Regions from separate parts of the Homo sapiens genome. Here region 1 is linked to region 2. A link is an interaction called in ENCODE POLR2A ChIA-PET data of the cell type or tissue named here. Cell type or tissue: Caco-2. All regions are shown on one strand. Links, peaks and the distances in the headings refer to the core of each region. The heading gives the core; the rest is flanking DNA. Region 1 overlaps AGBL3 (AGBL carboxypeptidase 3). Region 2 has its middle 9.5 kb from the start of CNOT4.

Region 1 (2,921 bases), core at 105-2,604, 520 kb before region 2:
CTGTTCTTATCTTGGCCAAGAGTCAAAGCTGGACAGCCAGAATTCCCCAGAGGTAAAAATAGAGCTTTTCCAGTCCAGCTATAAATTAACTCTGTCTTACACAGTCATCTATCTTGAAAGACTTTCCATATCAGTTTATATATATTAGTCTCCTTTTTTATAAACTGGTACATCAGATTTCATTAAATGGATGAATCAGAATTTCTTTAACTGGTACCTTATTAATGAATTTAAGGGGTTTCCAGTCATTGGCTCTGACAAACAGAACTGCATAAATATCCTTTTATGTGTGGCCTAATGCATATATACGTACATATTTTGGGGGTACATTCCCATAATTTCTGGTATAAGGATACTGTCAAATTTTCCTCCAAAAAGAGTTGCATCAATTTATTGTCATAAAAGCAAATAGTTTATGAGTGTGGTCAGGGGTCCTCAAGACAACTCATATTCAATAATTTGCTACAAAGACTTGCAGAATTCAGAGAAGCCATTATACTCATGGTTATGGTTTATTATGTCCCTGAAAGGACACAGATTAAAATCAGCAAAGGTAAATGGCGTATAGCAGTGGTCCCCAAACTTTTCGGCACCAGGGACCAGTTTCGGGGAAGATAATTTTTCTGTAGATGTTGGGGGATGGTTTTGGGATGAAACTGTTCCACCTCAGAGCATCAGGCATTAGTTAGATTCTCATGAGGAGCACACACAACCTAGATCCCTTGCATGCACAGTTCACAATAGGGCTTGTGCTCTTATGAGAATCTAATGTTGCTGCTGATCTGACAGGAGACAAAGCTCAGGTGGTAATGGTCGTTCGCCCACTGCTCACCTGCTGCTGTGTGGCCTGGTTCCTCACAGGCCATAGACCAGTACTGGTCCATGGCCTCAGGGTTGGGGACACTTGCTATGCGGCAGGGTCCAGATGAGACCTAGCACAAGCTTCCAGTTGTTCTCTCCCTGTGGAGTCTTAGAAACAGCACTTAATTCTCCCAGCCATAATGTGAGATAATATGAAGTGCTGCAAATCAGGGAAGCTCATCTAGCTTTGATGTCACTGGTTTCTATTGCAGGTTGGTTATATTTACATTCAGTGCCCACATGGCTGACCTTAGTTACTTAGTCTCTGGCCTTTCCAGGGGTCAAAATTGATACTGTGTGTCCAAGGCCTCTACCACCACCACCACCACAATAAATCAATTGTTAGCATAAACTACTATCTGACATAGCCCAAGGTCCCAGGTAGACAAAGATACTCTTAATGAGGCAAGGTATTCCAAGGCATCAGAGGCTATCTCCCAAGAGTTTAGCAAGGTCCAAACCTTTACAATGTGCAAGGTTTGGACAACCAAGGCCTGCTGAGTTAATCATTTACACACAGGCTACCCACTGTCCCTTGGCCTAGGCTCTCTTTAACAAAGAGCCTAGTTTGTAACTAGTATAATTATCTCCTATTTTAATATTCTGCTATTTATACATTTTAACAAACTTGTACATAAATATTCAGCATAGAAATTAACTCATAATTAAGTAGATCCAGTTCTTACTCAGCCCATTTTTCATTGATATTACATACCAAGGAGGCCGTGATTCAATTTTCCAATACATTTGATCATCATCATATGACTGACTTACCTAAGGGAGAGGAATCATACCAGCAATACCAATGTTATACTGTATCTGCAGTATTGTAGTAGATGTAACCTGAAAAATAAGAATCAAAAGATAATGGCTCATTACCTCTGTCATTAACAATTAATTGGTCCAGTTCATCATTATATCTTATGACCAGAATGTCTCCCAGAGCAATGCCACTCAAGTTTGCAGGCTTCCATTCAACCTTTTCAGCTTCTAAGAGTAAGGCTAGTCTTAGAAAACTGACTTTACCTTTTTGGGCATCTAGGATAATTAAGCTAAGAGACTACAGTCTCTTGCTCTGAGCCTCTCTCAAAACACCAGTGTAATACTAGATTTTCCTCATTACCTATTTCATTTATTTATTCCTGTGCCTTGGCTATTTCTCCTATTTTTCACTTGTCATAATTTTTTACCCAAACGTTTTCACCTTTGGAAGAGTTGTTAGGCTTAGCCACTGTCCTGGTCTAGATTGCCAGCAGTAATACCAGTCTAGCTCGTGCTTCCTTTCAGCTCATTCCCTTTTATTTAGAGTAAGGATATATAGGTACAGAACTAGTGGGCTATCTTGACCACCAGGAAATACAGCTGCATTCACTATCAATCTGAATTTTGCCAGGTGGGGTGAAGACACAGTCCACCCCGTTAGGCCCATAGCAATTCCGACATAAAGGTTGAAAGGTAAGTTTCTTGCTTAAGAATGATTCCTGTTTCTAGCACCTGCAGTCTCCAACCACTGCCCCAGGCTGGAAAAAAAAAGAAAAGTTGAGGTGACTGGAGAAATCATTTTGTAGTTTGTACCAGTGTCCTCCTCTATCCCTTCTCCAGATCCACCATAAAAGAATTTGTCAAGTGGGGACCCACTCTTGTCCCCCTCATGTTGAATGTGCATACACATGAAGGTATATATGTCAGCCCTTCCTGCCTTTATCACCCCCTATTTTAGACAAAAAAAAAAGTTTCAATTACCTTTTCCAATTCTCTAGTAAACCACTAGTCCATTTTGATGTGATATCTTTTTGCCCATCATTAGACACTATGGGCTGTAAAGTGTGTTTCTTGGTCTGAAGAAATATAACTTGATGGTCCAAATTGCCACAGTATCTTCTGTTTCAGTCCTTTTACAGTATTCTAAGCATTTTGTATCCATCTACCTCTGGGGGTGCAAAGCCTAGTCCAGAGTAAATGTCTAGTCCTGTCAGGACCCTTTTATAGTCTCTGGGGGCTACCACAGCATTCCGATGTAGTTACTTGTCAGTTGTGTGTGCCACCTGCTCCCCAGGAAA
Region 2 (2,921 bases), core at 150-2,649:
TCCAGCCTGGGTGACAGAGCGAGACTCCATCTCAAAAAAAAAAAAAAAAATTAGCCAGGCATAACACTTAATAGAATTGTTTGATTTATTTATGAATGTATGTATTTATTTATTTAGAGACAGGGTCTCGCTGTGTCACCCAGGTTGGAGTGCAGTGGTGCGATCTCGGCTCACTGCAGCCTCTGCTCTGCCTCCTACGTTCAAGCGATTCTTGTGCCTCAGCCTCCTGAGTAGCTGGAATTACAGGCGCATGCCACCACACCCAGCTAATTTTAGTATTTTTAGTAAAGAAGGGGTTTCACCATGTTGGCCAGGCTGCTCTCGAACTCCTGACCTCAAGTGATCCGCCCACCTCGGCCTGTCTAAGTGCTGGAATTACAGATGTGAGCCAACACATCCAGCCACTTCATAGCAGAATTTTAAAAGCATTTGCTTTAAAACATGACAAGGATACTCACTACTATCATGATTACTATTTAACATCATACTAGAGGGGCTAGCCAATGCAAAAAGACATAAAAAAGAAATAAGACATATATAAACTAGAAAGAAAGAAAAAACTCACTATATTCAGTTATAATGATTGTCAGTATGGAAAATATATGAATAAATAACAAAAACTAAAAGCAATTCAGTTCATAATATAAACATACAAAAACCAGCAGTATTCCTATATATCAGCCACAAGAATACAAAACCATATGAAAAATGCACATGACTAAATAGTAAGACTTGTTAAAACTTGGTAAGGAGTGTTTACAGAGTCATTGGGATTTGTGGCTTCCAGTAATAAAGAGCATGCAAGGTGATTCTGACCAAACTTCTCTCTTATTATGCGAAGGGGGCAGAAGAACACACACCACAAATGCTGCATAGTGTAAATGTAAAATAAGATTTAGTGGGGAAAAAATACTGGCAGAGATGCAGCAAAGCATTATTCCCTATTATCCCACAGAGACACAACTTCCATAAATAGGCTAGGTATACTCCCCTCCCAAAAAAGGGGCGATTCCAGGTGATAGACTGCACTCCTGTGATGTTTTACCTACTTACTGAGAATGGGAAATAGGGAGTAGGCAATTATATAACAATGAGAACTTCCTGGTTGGGAATAACCTTGTTAGAAAGGAGCAGCTCCTGGAGTTCAGATTCTGATAATATTCCTTTTCTCAGACCTGCTGAAGCAGGTTCTTGCTAGGCTACTTGTCTGATTAGCTATTGCCACAAAAGTGCTGTGTAATAACTACCCCCAAGATATAATGGCTTAAAGCATAGTCAGTTATTTTCTCCAACTGCAGGTCAGCTGAGGGTCAATGGATCTAAGCTAGGTTCATCTCAGCAACTCTGCTTCAAGCTGTAAGTCCAGCTGGGATTGGCTCCTCTCTGTGGGTTAGGCTCAGGATTGCTTTCATCTCTGTTCATTCTGGGGCCCAAGGTCAAGAGGCAGCAGCTTCCTGAGGAAAGCTCTTCTCATGGCAATGGCAGAGGTGCAGAAAGGCAAGCCCAAATATGCAAACTTTTTTTTTTTTTTTTTTTCCTGAGATGGAGTTTCGCTCTGCCGCACAGGCTGGAGTGCAGTGGCATGATCTCGGCTCACTGCAACCTCTGCCTCCCGGGTTCAAGCGATTCTCCTGCCTCGGCCTCTGAAGTAGCTGGGACTACAGGCACTTGCCACTATGTCTGGCTAATTTTTGTATTTTTAGTAGAGATGGGGTTTCACCATACTGGCCGGGCTGGTCTCAAACTCCTGAGCTCAAGCCATCCACCTGCCTTGGTCTCCCAAAAGTGCTGGAATTACAGGCATGAGCCACCGCGCCCAGCCTTGCAAACATATTTTAAGCCTCTCTTTACACCACATTTGGTAACATTTCAGTAGTCAAGGCATGTTACCTGGCCAAGTTCAACATTATAATAATTGGGAAATAGAGTCCTCTCCTGGAGGGTGAGAGAAATGAGTGAATATTTACTGAACACTAATTAATGTACCACAGTAATGAAAAAGAAACGAATGAATTTCCAGTACCATCCAGATTTGTCTTCACTTTCTGGCTCTTGAAGGTCATTAAAGATAAGTCCTTTATCCTTTCATTAAAGATAACTAACAAGAGATTTGATAAATACCAGAAGCATTTGCTAAAAAGCATAAAAGACATAAAAATAGCCAGGCGCGGTGGCTCAGGCCTGTAATCCCAGCACTTTGGGAGGCCGAGGCGGGCGGATCACGAGGTCAGGAGATCGAGACCATCCTGGCTAACACGGTGAAACCCCCATCTCTACTAAAAGTACAAAAATTTAGCCTGGCATGGTGGCGGGCGCCTATAGTCCCAGCTAATCGGGAGGCTGAGGCCGGAGAATGGCATGAACCCAGGAGGTGGAGCTTGCAGTGAGCTGAGATCGGGCCACTGCACTCCAGCCTGGATGCCAGTGCAAGATACCATCTCAAAAAAAGAAAGAAAGAAAGAAAAAAAAAAGACATAAAAATATAGTCAACCTTGAAATGAGAAAAAGTTGGAGCTTAAGTAAGTGAATTGAAGCTATTTCCATTCAAGGGGCATTTGGTCATCCAAAAAAGGCATCTGAGAGACAAGGCTGCCTTCTGCCAATTGCCGAAGGTAAAGAATCCTCTGGCAGCCAAAGATAAAGATCTCCCTCCTTGTTAAATATTATCTTTAAATATACTACTGCTTTTACCCAGGGGCCATTTGCTAGTCTAAGGGGAGCAGCTGAAAATGAGTAGCTTCATGGAACCTGAGGCTAGAGGAACAGGAGTTGGAGGTCAACACATGCTGAAGGTGGGGGCTCTCTGCCCTTGACTGGGACCCTGAAATGCCCTACTTAAGAAAGTAAGGGGGCTGGGCGCAGTGACTCATGCCTGTAATCCCAGCACTTTGGGAGGCCAAGGCAGGTGGATCACTGGAGCT

Evidence for each region. ChIA-PET counts read pairs that join two places held together with the same protein. Peaks named below come from ENCODE experiments on the same cell type or tissue, not always from the same donor. Only the 100,000 strongest peaks of a DNase experiment are listed, where the experiment ranks them.
Region 1: POLR2A ChIA-PET joins it to region 2 with 5 read pairs; 1 of 35 experiments calls an interaction of 5 or more read pairs at or near these places.

What each region holds. Positions count from the first base shown.
Region 1 is chr7:134,996,448-134,999,368 of GRCh38, forward strand. The region is part of intron 4 of AGBL3 (AGBL carboxypeptidase 3); the gene reads left to right. Among named protein-coding and RNA genes, the nearest start is that of AGBL3, 11 kb to the left of the region's middle. In Caco-2, for the core only: no CTCF peak of the experiment used is centred there; a DNase peak (open chromatin) is centred at 1,284.
Region 2 is chr7:135,518,185-135,521,105 of GRCh38, forward strand. No RefSeq gene overlaps it. Among named protein-coding and RNA genes, the nearest start is that of CNOT4, 9.5 kb to the left of the region's middle. In Caco-2, for the core only: no CTCF peak of the experiment used is centred there; a DNase peak (open chromatin) is centred at 1,397.